3 separate regions of the Homo sapiens genome follow, and all the other regions are linked to region 1. Evidence: chromatin contacts called from ENCODE Hi-C data. All regions are on one chromosome and are shown on one strand. Each heading gives the region's core, a stretch centred on a gene start or an enhancer-like site at or near the end of the contact. The rest is flanking DNA. Distances are from core to core; before and after follow the strand shown.

The links. A loop is a pair of places that touch in the nucleus more often than their neighbours do. Pooled maps may share reads with other maps.
Region 2: a map of CD8-positive, alpha-beta T cell shows a loop between it and region 1 (4-fold over the local background). The contact joins the promoter of TOPORS here to the enhancer-like site in region 1. A Hi-C loop is called at or near these places in 2 of 168 maps with a recorded cell type or tissue (CD8-positive, alpha-beta T cell and naive thymus-derived CD4-positive, alpha-beta T cell), 1 of 37 single-sample maps with no recorded cell type and 6 of 50 pooled maps.
Region 3: a map of CD8-positive, alpha-beta T cell shows a loop between it and region 1 (4-fold over the local background). The contact joins the promoter of RIGI here to the enhancer-like site in region 1. A Hi-C loop is called at or near these places in 1 of 168 maps with a recorded cell type or tissue (CD8-positive, alpha-beta T cell), 1 of 37 single-sample maps with no recorded cell type and 3 of 50 pooled maps.

Annotation. Positions count from the first base shown.
Region 1 is chr9:31,345,613-31,349,539 of GRCh38, reverse strand. No RefSeq gene overlaps it. Among named protein-coding and RNA genes, the nearest start is that of LINC01243, 34 kb to the left of the region's middle. RefSeq lists enhancers at 2,235-2,294, 2,325-2,394. Within about 2 kb of position 2,304, at least 7 of the 41 ENCODE cell types and tissues checked have a DNase peak (open chromatin) inside an H3K27ac peak, as active enhancers do; they include CD8-positive, alpha-beta T cell, where a contact is called at or near this core.
Region 2 is chr9:32,550,469-32,554,395 of GRCh38, reverse strand. It overlaps TOPORS (TOP1 binding arginine/serine rich protein, E3 ubiquitin ligase), which reads left to right and starts at 1,810. Exons shown (of 3, transcript NM_005802.5): 1 at 1,810-1,962; 2 at 3,428-3,622. The coding sequence starts at 1,960. SMIM27 (small integral membrane protein 27) reads right to left here and starts at 2,069. Exons shown (of 2, transcript NM_001387564.1): 1 at 1,917-2,069; 2 at 1,389-1,595. The coding sequence starts at 1,961. The coding sequence ends at 1,473. NDUFB6 (NADH:ubiquinone oxidoreductase subunit B6) reads left to right here. Exons shown (of 4, transcript NM_002493.5): 4 at 452-1,395. The coding sequence ends at 520. RefSeq lists enhancers at 1,322-2,035, 1,840-2,169, 2,180-2,389, 2,036-2,750 and silencers at 3,030-3,249, 3,750-3,809.
Region 3 is chr9:32,524,157-32,528,083 of GRCh38, reverse strand. RIGI (RNA sensor RIG-I) reads left to right here and starts at 1,888. Exons shown (of 18, transcript NM_014314.4): 1 at 1,888-2,023. The coding sequence starts at 1,918. RefSeq lists an enhancer at 1,738-1,987.

The DNA of each region.
Region 1 (3,927 bases), core at 1,055-3,554:
AAACACAGCTGGAGGATCTTGACATTATTGAAACAGATAGTGGAATAGAAGACTGGATAAAGGGGAACTTAAGGACATAGTGGTTAAGTCAACTCATATTTGCTGTATAATTTTTAGTGTAAAATGTTTATATTTTGGTTCATCACAGTTACTAAGTAAATACTAACAGCAAATTGGGAAATAAATAAATTGGAATTGGTTTATAATTAAAATGAGAAGTTTATAGTCCAATTTATTTTAACTTTTATTTTAGGTTCAGGGGTTGCGTGTGCAGGTTTGTTACATGAGTATGTTGTGTGACACTGAGGCTTGGGATATGAATGATTCCATCACTCAGGTAGTGAGTATATATGCAATAGGTAGTTTTTCAACCCTCAACCCTCCCCTTTCTTCCCCCAACCCCAGTAGCCCCCAGTGTTTATTGTTCCCATGTTCGTGTCCATGTGTAAAAATGTTCAGCTCCCACTTATGAAACAATGTGTGTGCAAATTGTCTTAGTTTAAAGAAGATCTTCTTGAAGATTTGAAGTAATATGCTTTCCATTCTCCCCACCCTGGGAGGATTTACACCAATGTGAGAAAAACAACTAAAACTGAAATAATTTTACTGGAGCTGCAGGATATTGTACGCATTGCCCAAATGATCATTTCCATTTCTAACATATGTTACCTTTGTCTTTATGAGTTTGGCTCAGAGAAGAGATAATGAATGACAGAAAGATAAAGATTAACATTTTAGTTTGAAAATCTGAATGTCAATTTGGAGAAGTATCATTCTCCCACTATAAAATATCGATTCAGAGAAAAATATTTGAATTCCTGTTTTCTGTTTAGAGTTTCATTCCTCTTGGGATATTTCTGAGGTTATCATAACACTTTAGCAACTGTTTTTTAAAACAGAGCCTTCTTATTCAGATTATTACATTGTTTCATGCTGATAATGATAGCACAGTTGTTTGGATTGAATCTATTTTACCAAACTAAATGCTTATATCCTCTCCCATTTTGACAAATTTCAAAGTGCCTCTCAATTGTTGCTGTAATCTTTAGATCCTGTGGAAGGTTTTTTCCACACTTTCAATACTGACCTCTAAAAGGTAAATCAGTATACTTCTTTAACACTCACAAATTAGTAATCATCTGTAGAATGCTTAGAATCAATTGTTAATTTTCAGCATCTTTTGACCATCACTGGTCTGTCTCTGACCTGTCTAGCTGTAGGGGATAAAAGCTTATAGCATGTGAGGTTGATTTCTTTGATTTCTGATTCAGTGGATATTATTCTCATCAGAACATTGAGAATGCTTTCAGCATCACTGAAACTTTAAGACAGTTGGCTCTCCCATCTCAGGTGTGCCAGGAGGCAGTGTATGTGTGTTTACATGAATACTAACCAACAGCTGTCCCTCTCCAAGCCTTTGTAGTACTATCTTCTCCCCATAAGGTTTTTTAGTAGGTTCCAAATTGAAGTCACTATGCTATATGTTGTCTACATCAAGCAAAGCCAACATAATATGTCATCTCTTGAGGAAATTACATCCGAATTCAAAGCTCATTGTGGCACACTTTTTCAACATTTGATATTTAGAAAAATACTAACATCTACGATTCTTTTTTCCTTGATTTAAAATGAGATAACTAAATACATTCTAGTATTAAGTGAGATACCGTATTTAAAGTGATTAGTGTCAAACTTTACATCCAGCAGTATTCAATAAACATTAACAGTCATCACTATTATACTGAACTAAAGCTCTTTGTCTCCAGATATTCTGCTCTAGCTAGAATGTAGAATTCGTAAGAAAAAATTGTTTCCATTTTTTGGAAATTGTTTCCTAGATAAATTAAAAGTCCTATGTTTTTAAAGGCAAAAAGTGCTGGTGATTCAAAAGACTCTTAATGATTATGTTCCAGAGAAATACCAGAAGTTTCTAGAAAAACAGAAACCAGTGATCTCTTCCTTCTCTCAGGCATATGTTAAACCTCGGCCACGGGTGGGTAGAGGATCAAGCCTGCCAAACTTAAAGGGACTGTTATGGGATAAGGAGAAACCAGCGGAATGGATAGCAACCATTTGAACTGATGTGATAGATTCGAGTATGTGGGATCCCAAATATACAGCTAAGTTTTTCCTGCCTGCCAGTTCTTTTTTACAGGACATTTTCTGAAAGCATAATAGAATTGAAGGCTGGAGGATGGATTGAAAAACAGAAATAAGTCTTTGAAGTCCTGCTGTACTTATATCACAACATCCTGCTAGATGTACGGAACCACATGTTATTCTTAAGAACAGGAAGCTAAAAGGAAACTGAAACTCACTCAGCAGCAAAAACAAACAGGCCAAACAACTCAGCTCAGCCCTGAAAGGATTAAAGTATTGTCCCCTGCGTGTAAATGTATATCAAAAGAGAAAAATATAATAGTATTTGGTCAAATTACAATTTTTTTTGAACACAATATTTGGTATACAAAAAACATTTACATAAGGGGCAGAAAACCGTAAAATTAATATTCATATTCAACAGTTAAATAAGAAAATGGGAACAGAACAACAAACAACCTAAGTGTTAGAAAAAACACTTTATAAAAATGATTACAAATAAGAGAAAAATCAGAGAGAAAAGTGGACAAAATCAATGAAAGTATTGGTCATTTTAACAGATGGCTGAGAATAGGAGATTATTATTTTCACAGAAATTTTATAATTTTATAAAAGAACCAAATGTATTTTCTTCAACTAAGAATTTTTTAAAATCTTAAATAGTGTTGCTTGGATAGGGTAACAGCAGACTTGTCACAGAAGAAAAAATGGCTTAGAGAATTTAAGATACATTAATAAAACTATACAAAGTATAGAGTGAGCATAGATTAATTTATAAATAAAAGAAAAAATTAAAACAGAGTATCAGTCTTCTGAGGTAATGTCAAATATTTTTCCATGTTAGGAGACTGAGAATAACACAGAAAGATAATTAAGACACAGAAAATTTTGAAGATACAATATGAAAGAATCTCCTAAATTTGTAAAACCTTTAATATGAATTTCAGTAAGCTCATTAAACCCCAAACAGGATTAATACAACACAAATACACATATGCACCAACCCAAAGCATATCATAAAGGCTTCATAAAAATGCTTTTAAAAACTTAAATATTGTCATCACTGATAATGAAACCCAGATGACCAGAAGGCAATAAAATGTCATTTTTAAAGAGCAAAAAGGAAAAGAAAATCTAGTCAATAGTTTTTAATCTAGTGAAATATCCTTCATAAATGAAAGTAAAATAAATAGATAACTGGAAAAATGAAAGCTGAAAAAAATTTGTCTCCAGCATACCCACAATAGAAAAAACAAAATTTACTCTTCAGGTAAAGGAAAAATGTTTTCAGGAAGAAGCACAAATCTGCAGGAAAGTATGAGAATGATAGATTAATATAGATAAAGATAAAAGTCTATAATAAAACATTAAAAGATCTGTGTAATTTTGGATGTATGGCTTAAGTAGAATAAAATATGGTATTTATTTATATATCAATAATAACAAAAGATTGTTATTCTTGTTAACAGATTATTAAAATATTAATTCAAACTGAGCTCAAGTTAGCCATATGTATTTTAAAGTGCTAAGTAAACATTAAAATAGGAAAAGTGAAATGCAATAGTGCTGACAAAATAAAAAATTACTTGAGTTCCTCAAAAGAGACAAAAATGTAAAAAGAAAAAACAGAAGGAAATAGCAATAGCTTGTATATTTTAAAACAACCTCATCGGTAACTATATTAAATATAAATGGTCTAACCACTCCAATTACATTAGAAAAACTGTCAGATTTTATAAAAAGAGGCTTAAATATAGGCAGTTTACAAGTGAACCACTTAAGTATAAGCATAGATTTCCAGAAAAAGTTGAGCAAACTACATGCAAA
Region 2 (3,927 bases), core at 561-3,060, 1.2 Mb before region 1:
CAGCTGCCTAGCCAAAGTTTGTATTCTGTATTCAGTATGTAAGCCAATCAGAAAACTGGTGATTGCGTAACACATTCAGTTGCTGGGGGTACATTACCTCCTTATCTGGAACTGCAGATGTTTCCTTGCAACTTCTTTCTGGGGCCTCCATTTATTGGGGTCATACAAAATAAAAGATTATCCCTTTATCACTTAGAGAACACAATTTTCGTGCCCTTTTTGATTATTTTGTTTCTGAGTGAAAATTTCCCTATTATTTCACTATACCTTAAAATTTTGAATACTGATTGTTCAGATTTAGTCAGCTTCTACTTTGTCTAGGGTCCTTTTAAAGGGAATGCCAGAACTCAAGTACATTTTCCATGTGAGATCTGATGAACATAGAACAGAATAGAACTATCACCTCTGTAGACTTAAGATTTTTGTACTAACTGTATCTTTGTTTTCCTAGGGTGATACAATTCTGGAGACTGGAGAAGTAATTCCACCAATGAAAGAATTTCCTGATCAACATCATTAAAGATTATGTAAAAAGTTAAAAGGCTTATGAGCCTAAGTTTGTTCCTATATTACCATATTTACTGAATTTTCTGGAAAAGTAACTTTAATAAAGTTTAATCTCAGAAATTGTCATATCTGTTTTCAAGCATTGTACAATTTGAGACTGAGTAATTTAACAATAAGTAAAAAGTGGACATGCTAAACAAATATGAGAGACTACCTACTTTTTCTGGTCATTCTTGACTTGGAAAACGGTATGGAAAAGTATTTAGTTACATGTTTGTTTGTTTTTTTCTTACACAGTACTTACACTAATTTGGTATCAGGGTATGCAACAGTGAAATATCACAATAAACAAATGTAAGAACAGCAATTCCATGCACTTTTGTTTTAAGGAAATCTTTCCGGCCAGGCGCAGTGGCTCATGCCTGTAATCCCAGCACTTTGGGAGGCCGAGGCGGGCAGATCACGAAGTCAGGAGATCGAGACCATCATGGCTAACACAGTGAAACCCCGTCCCTACTAAAAATACAAAAAAATTAGCCGGGCGTGGTGGCGGGCTCCTGTAGTCCCAGCTACTGCGGAGGCTGAGGCACGAGATTGGTGTGAACCCAGAAGGCGGAGCTTGCAGTAAGCCGAGATAGTGCCACTGAGCCTGGGCGACAGAGCAAGACTCCGTCTCAAAAAAAAAAAAAGCTTTCCGAATCATTTTTGAAGAATTTAGAAACTTGATTGAAAAGCTTATTCCAACTATGATCTGACACTCAAGACTGTCAGATTTAGGTTGCTGTTAATTTTGTCATGAGAATGTAAAATACTAAAATCTCTAAGTGAAAAATTTGCATACTAGTGCTTGTTATAAAGGATAATGCAAAAATAAACTTGGGAACTTTGCATTATGAATTTTATTTTTATATCTACATAAGCATGAGGGAAAGAACTGTATTTTCAGATAATTAAATCCAGAAGAGTTACAAATTTTCATTCGTCCCAAAGATTTTGTCTGGGTATTTCTTCCTTAGCTGTCGTCTTGCAGACACCATCGAAGCATAGATGATGCAGCCCCAGGAGATTAAAACGATGGCAAGCAGCAACTAAACCAAAAATCGCAAAGGAGGTGTGAAATCTACCTGATATTTCCCCTCGCCCCCGTCAGGTTACCGTTGCCATTGCTAAGGTGGGAATTAAAGTAACAAAGTCGAATAAATGGGGTTCCAGTGGCGGGTACACCCAGCAGCCCTTACGTAAGAAGCGGAAGATCGTATCCTCCAGGAAGAGGCGGAGTCGAGGTGAGGGAGTGAAATGCTTAATTCAGGAATGGATTTTGGAGTTTCTGGGTGCTGAAGAAATAGGGCCTTTCCGCCTGCGGGCCCAGTGAGTCGACACGGTGGGGGCCCGCGATCCCCGGGACTTACCACTGAATAAATCCAGTCCAGCGTGCGACGACTTACTGGCTTCATGGTAAGGAGGCGGCAGCAGTCCGCGGGAGCTGGCGGGAGCTGCGGGCCTTACAGTAACCTCCCAGGCGGTGGCTGCCAGGCGCCAGCAGCCATCTTTTAGCCGGGCACGAGCGCCCGCCCACTCGCTTCGTGCAGCGCTGTCGCTGGCCTCTTCCGCCCGGAGTTGGGGGGCGGTATCACGTGATCGGGGGCCTTGCCCGCCTTTTAGAGAGGGGAATAAACGAGAAAATGTTAAAAATTGCTTTTTTTTTTTTTTTTTTGCCAACTAAGGAGATAGGCGTACCTCCACTGGTTTTCTTTCTAGTTGCAATGCAATATTAATGCAGGATAAGGTGCTGTCGTGTCCATTTAAAAGTTAATTTGAAAAACAATCCACGTTTTAAATATTACGTCTGGCTCTAAAGCTGGAAGAATTAACGCTTTCTCCCCCGCTCCCTCCCCCACGCCTCCCCGCATCTGATACCACACGATTTAGATGGACGTTCGCCTGTTCATCTTTGACGTAAAAATACCACCCACTCTTTTATATGTGACAAATCGTTGTGGGAACCCCTGTAAATCGAGCCATTCTTCAGAAACGTATAGCGTAATGTATATCTCTAAGAAGAAATACGTGGGACGCGTTACCCGCCATAATGTATCAGTCAAGCAACAAGTGTTTGTTGAGCGTGTCTGATGTTCTTGAACTGCCGCGCGTGAGATACTAAGCCCCGAGCACGGCAGTTTGGTGGGCGAGCGTACCAGGTTCAGCTCTAGAATGTTTGGGGCGCTCACATTTGAGGCCTGAGGAGTAGAATCTGGCAACGGGCCGCTTAGGCTCTAGACGTTCTTTATACCTCGCAGTTATCTTAAAAGAGTTTTAGTCTAGATTTCAGGGAGTGGGAAGGGGAAGAGCGGAGAAAAACGTGGTCTGTTTAGGGAGGAGTCCAGGCCCTGTTTTGTTAGGTTGTCCTGTTTCTCCCCAGCCTGGAGGGGATCCCTCTCTGAAGACTTTATAGGATACTGGTTGGGCTCTGGTTTGGGATCCCGTTGGACTCCTGGTGTTGCTTCCGGGAGGCGTACAACAGGAGGTGAGAGACTTCAAGTCCATCTAACAATTCCCCTATCTAGACACTAAAGATAATTTCCTAAGTTTCCGCAGAGTTTGGTAAGGTTGAAACGACATCGAACTAGTTCTCGTGTTTTCCGGGTAAGTTAGGGGCGAACATTCAGTCAGTGTCCCCAGTGGCTGAGTACCAGTAACAAGATGGGGAGGGTCGCGCTGCCCTCCTCCGGGGTCTGGAGCGGCGGGGGAGGGGCCGCATTTGGGCCGGTGCGCTGAGCCCCGCCCCCGAGGCCGGCGTCCATCTGCTGCGCATGCGTGAGGAAGGCGGGTGTTGTGTTTTGATGCGCGGGAGCTGGGGGGTGGGTCTCGCTCTCTGCCCTGCTTCCGAGCTGCCATTGGTGATGAGCCCTTTGCGTCACAGGGGTCGCAGCCGCCGCTGGGGTCTCCGCTGTCTCGCGAGGAGGGTGAAGCGCCCCCGCCTGCTCCCGCTTCGGAGGGTAGGCGGAGAAGTCGCCGGGTACGCCTTCGCGGATCCTGCCGACACCGACCTAGCTTTCTGGGCTGCCGGGAGCTCGCGGCGAGCGCCCCAGCCAGGCCTGCGCCGGCATCCTCCGAGGTGAGTGAGATTCGGAACAATGGGACGCGGGGGTCGGAAGGGCCGTGGGAGTTGGCGCTCCCGCCTGGAGCGGCGCCTCGGGACCCGAGGGTTGCGGTCATGGCCTGCGGGGCTGTCCGGGCCTCGGCGGGCCAGGGCCAGGGCCCCCGAGCGGCTCCTGCGCGCACCTGTGGATTGGTGCGGGCAGGCGAGGGTTGCGCTTCCCACAAGCGCTCCCGAGGGGCGCGAGCCTGGCCGTGTACTGGAAAGAGCTTGGTCTCAGGGAAAAGCAAAAAAGCAATGAGACTGAATCGTGGCGTCACCAC
Region 3 (3,927 bases), core at 639-3,138, 1.2 Mb before region 1:
ACAGACAATTTGAAAATGAAATCTTAAAAACAATTCCATTGACAGTAGCATCAAATAACATAAAATAGTTCAGAATAGCCAGGTGTGATGGCCCGTGCCTGTAGTCCCAGCTACTCTGGATGGCTGAGGTAGGAGGATTGCTTGAGTCCAGGTGGATCCCTTGAGCCCAAGAGTTCAAGGCTGTAGCACACTATAATTGTGCCTGTGAATAGCCACTGCACTCCAGCTTGGGCAACATAGTGAGACTCCGTCTGTAAAATAAAATGAAACAAAACTAAAATACTGCTGAGAGAAATTATAGACCTAAGTAAATGAAAAGGCATACCATGCTTATGGATTAGAAGACTCAATATTGTTAAGATGTCACTTCTCCCCAAGTTTATCTGTAGGTTCAATGCAATCTTGATCAAAATCCCCATAAACTTTTTTTGGGGGAAGGAAGGGGTAATTGACAAGTTGATTCTTATTTCATATGGAAATGCACAGGGATTCAAGGTTGCAGTGACCCCTGTTTGCACCACTGCACTCCAGCCTGGGAGACAGAGTGAGACCTTGTCTCAAAAAAGAAATTAAAAAAAAAAAAAAAAAAGGAATGCAAAGAATCTCAAATAGCTAATATCTTCACAGTGAAAAACAAATTTGGAGAACTTAGTAGTACTTGATTTTGAGACTTAGTTGAAATCTAAAGTAACCTAGAGACAATGGTATTGTCAAAGTAGTAGGAAGTAGAATATAACAAGAGTCAGAAATAGACACATATACATTCAATGGACTTGGTTTTTTTACAAAGGTCCCAAGGCTATCCAATGCCAAAAGGAAAAGTTTTCAACAAACGGTGCTGAAACAATTAGAAATATGGAAAAAGTGAACCTGGACCCCCCATCTCACGCCACAACAAAATTATTTTGAGATAGTAATAGACCCAGAAGTAAAGGCTAAAAATATAAATCTAAAAGGAAACAATATTTTCATGACCTTGGGGTAGGCAAAGATTTATTAAAGAGGACACAAAAAACAACAAACAGAAGAAAAACCTGAAAATTGCATCAATATAAGTGTCTGCTCCTCAAAAGACACCTTTAAGAAAATGAAATGGTAAGCCACAGACTGGAAGAAGATATTTCGAATACATATATTTAACAATTTTGTATCCTGAATAAATAACTCCTGTAAATCCATAAACCAAAAAACTCCAAAGTCAGGCAAAAGATTGGAGCAGATGCTTCACAAAAGATATATGAATGACCCAGTAAGCACATGCAAATGTGCCCACCATTAATTATATGGGAAATTAAAATTAAAACCACAATAATATACCATTTCACACCGACCAAGATGGAAGTTAAAATTAAAAAAAAAAAAGAAAGGCTGACCAATGTGTCTATCTACTGGAGCTCTCCTACTGCGGGTGGGAATGTAAACTGGATGTAATCAGTCATTTTGGACAACAGGTGGCGGTTTCCTATAAAGCTAAACATAGACTTACCCTGGCACCCAGCCGACGTGGGAGAACTGGGTACACAGGTGTACACTTTACAAAACTCATCGAATTGCACACTCAGATTGTGTGCATTTTACTGTGTCTAAACGTTAGCGCTATAAAAGCAAAACAAAATATAAGATCATAAAAATAAAAGCAATTCCTAGGGGTCCTCTCCGTTCCCGGGCTTCCTCGGTGCGGAGGGAAACGAAACTAGCCCGAGGCAAAACAGCCTCCGCGAACCCCGCCCGCCGCTAGTTGCACTTTCGATTTTCCCTTTAGTTATTAAAGTTCCTATGCAGCTCCGCCTCGCGTCCGGCCTCATTTCCTCGGAAAATCCCTGCTTTCCCCGCTCGCCACGCCCTCCTCCTACCCGGCTTTAAAGCTAGTGAGGCACAGCCTGCGGGGAACGTAGCTAGCTGCAAGCAGAGGCCGGCATGACCACCGAGCAGCGACGCAGCCTGCAAGCCTTCCAGGATTATATCCGGAAGACCCTGGACCCTACCTACATCCTGAGCTACATGGCCCCCTGGTTTAGGGAGGGTGAGTGTCTCCAGCGGCGCCTTCTCGGCGGAAAACAATTGAGGACTTGTTTTTCTCTTGCTTCGTTCCCTTCTTTTAATCAATGCAGAGAGCCTGCCAGACTCCCCAGGTTTGTGGTAAGATCTCCGCAGCATTTTAGGCTAGAGGTTGCCAGAGTTTGAGGAGCCCTCGGAGGCCTAGGTGGGGAAACTGAGTTCCAGCGAGGTGAAGTGACTTGCTTAAGGGTGCTCATCTATTTAGGTTCAAAGCTGGGGAAGAAATTTTGTTTCATTTATTTTCACTAATATTAAAGTCTACTGTGTGCTTGGCTGGGTACTGACAGAGATTGAGAAATAAGATAAGGGCTCTTCCTTAGTATACATTACAGTCCAAGGGATGGGACACAAAGGGCAGATAATTACAGTACTGAGCACAAAGTGCGGTCTGAGCTTAAAGGAAGTTGATGCTTACTCTGCCGAATCTTATTTGCACGCCTAAAGAAGTGGAAGCTGGAGAGGAGCCGGACTTTTCCAGACCGAATAGCTTTAGGCTTTAATACAGGTGTTTCCATCTAACTTCGGAGACAGGTGATCCTGGGTAATGACCATTTTGTAAATTTGTATCGAATTACTTTGTGCTGGAGATGAGCAGAGGCTTCTGGGAAAGAGGTGAAAGGAGGTGGTACTTAAAAGATATCGATGAGGCCGGGCGTGGTCCCTCACGCTGTAATCCCAGCTGTAGAGCACCCGATGCTGTTGCTGTTCGGGGTGCCACTATGTAACCCGCACGGACCTAGGGGACTGAACAAAGAGGGGCGAACGCGGGAATAAAAGACAAGAGACAAAAGAGTATATCTGGAAGAAGGGGTCAGGGGGCACCTTGCCTCTAGTGGACAAGGGCCCTGAGCTTTACACAGCCCTTCTTATTAGGCAAAAGAGATAGCGAGAAGGGGAGGTGCTTGTTGGCTGGCTGCTTGATTCACAGCAGGCTTGCAAGACTGCATTCTTTGAACAATAGGTGCTAGATTTCTCAATAAATAATTTCAAGGAGCCTGGCGCCAGGGAGTGAGGCGCTCAGCAAACCATTTGGTGGCAAGGCAGTGTGAGTTTGCCCAGGTGCTGCATTCATGATAAACAGTTTGCTGTTTGATCATATAGCCTCCAGCGGAATGCTGAGTTGGTCACATCCCAAGGGCCTTCGGCTCCCTGCAGCCAGCACTTTGGGAGGCCTAGGCGGGTGGATCACAAGGTCAGGAGTTCGAGACCAGCTTGGCCAATATGGTGAAACCCCGTCTCTACCGAAAAATACAAAATTAGCCAGGCGTAGTGGTGCACTCCTGTAGTCCCAGCTACTCAGGAGGCTGAGGAATGAAAATCGCTTGAACCAGGGAGGCAGAGGTTATGGTGAGATCGCACCACTGCACTCAGCCTGGGTGACATCGTGAGACTCTTGTCTCCAAAAAAAAAAAAAAAAAAAAAAAAAAAACCGAAAAACAAAAAAAAGTCGATGAGAGGGGGCCTGGGAATCCTAAAAGTCTCCAAGTGCCAGTCTTTCCTGATGTTATTGCAGTTTTTGGAAATGGCGTTAAGACCGGCAACTAACTTGAATGCTAATTGCTCTACAAAACTAAAAGAAAGGTTGTGGAATGGCATTCTAGTGACCAGTGTAGCTTGGCACCTGAAGAAGTACTTGGAAGAAACACTAACAACTGGTGTGAATTCCATTTTTTCATGCACTCATATATTGATTTGATACACTTTGATGGAATAAAATAAGCAACTCGTGTCAGTATTATGTTAGCATTGGAGGTAATTTACTCAGCACCTATTACCTAATAGTGTCATTGAAAGTTGAGGAAGCAATGATGAGCACAGTAGAAACTGTCCCTGCCCTAATAGTGATTAGTGTGTCTATGTGAATGCAGG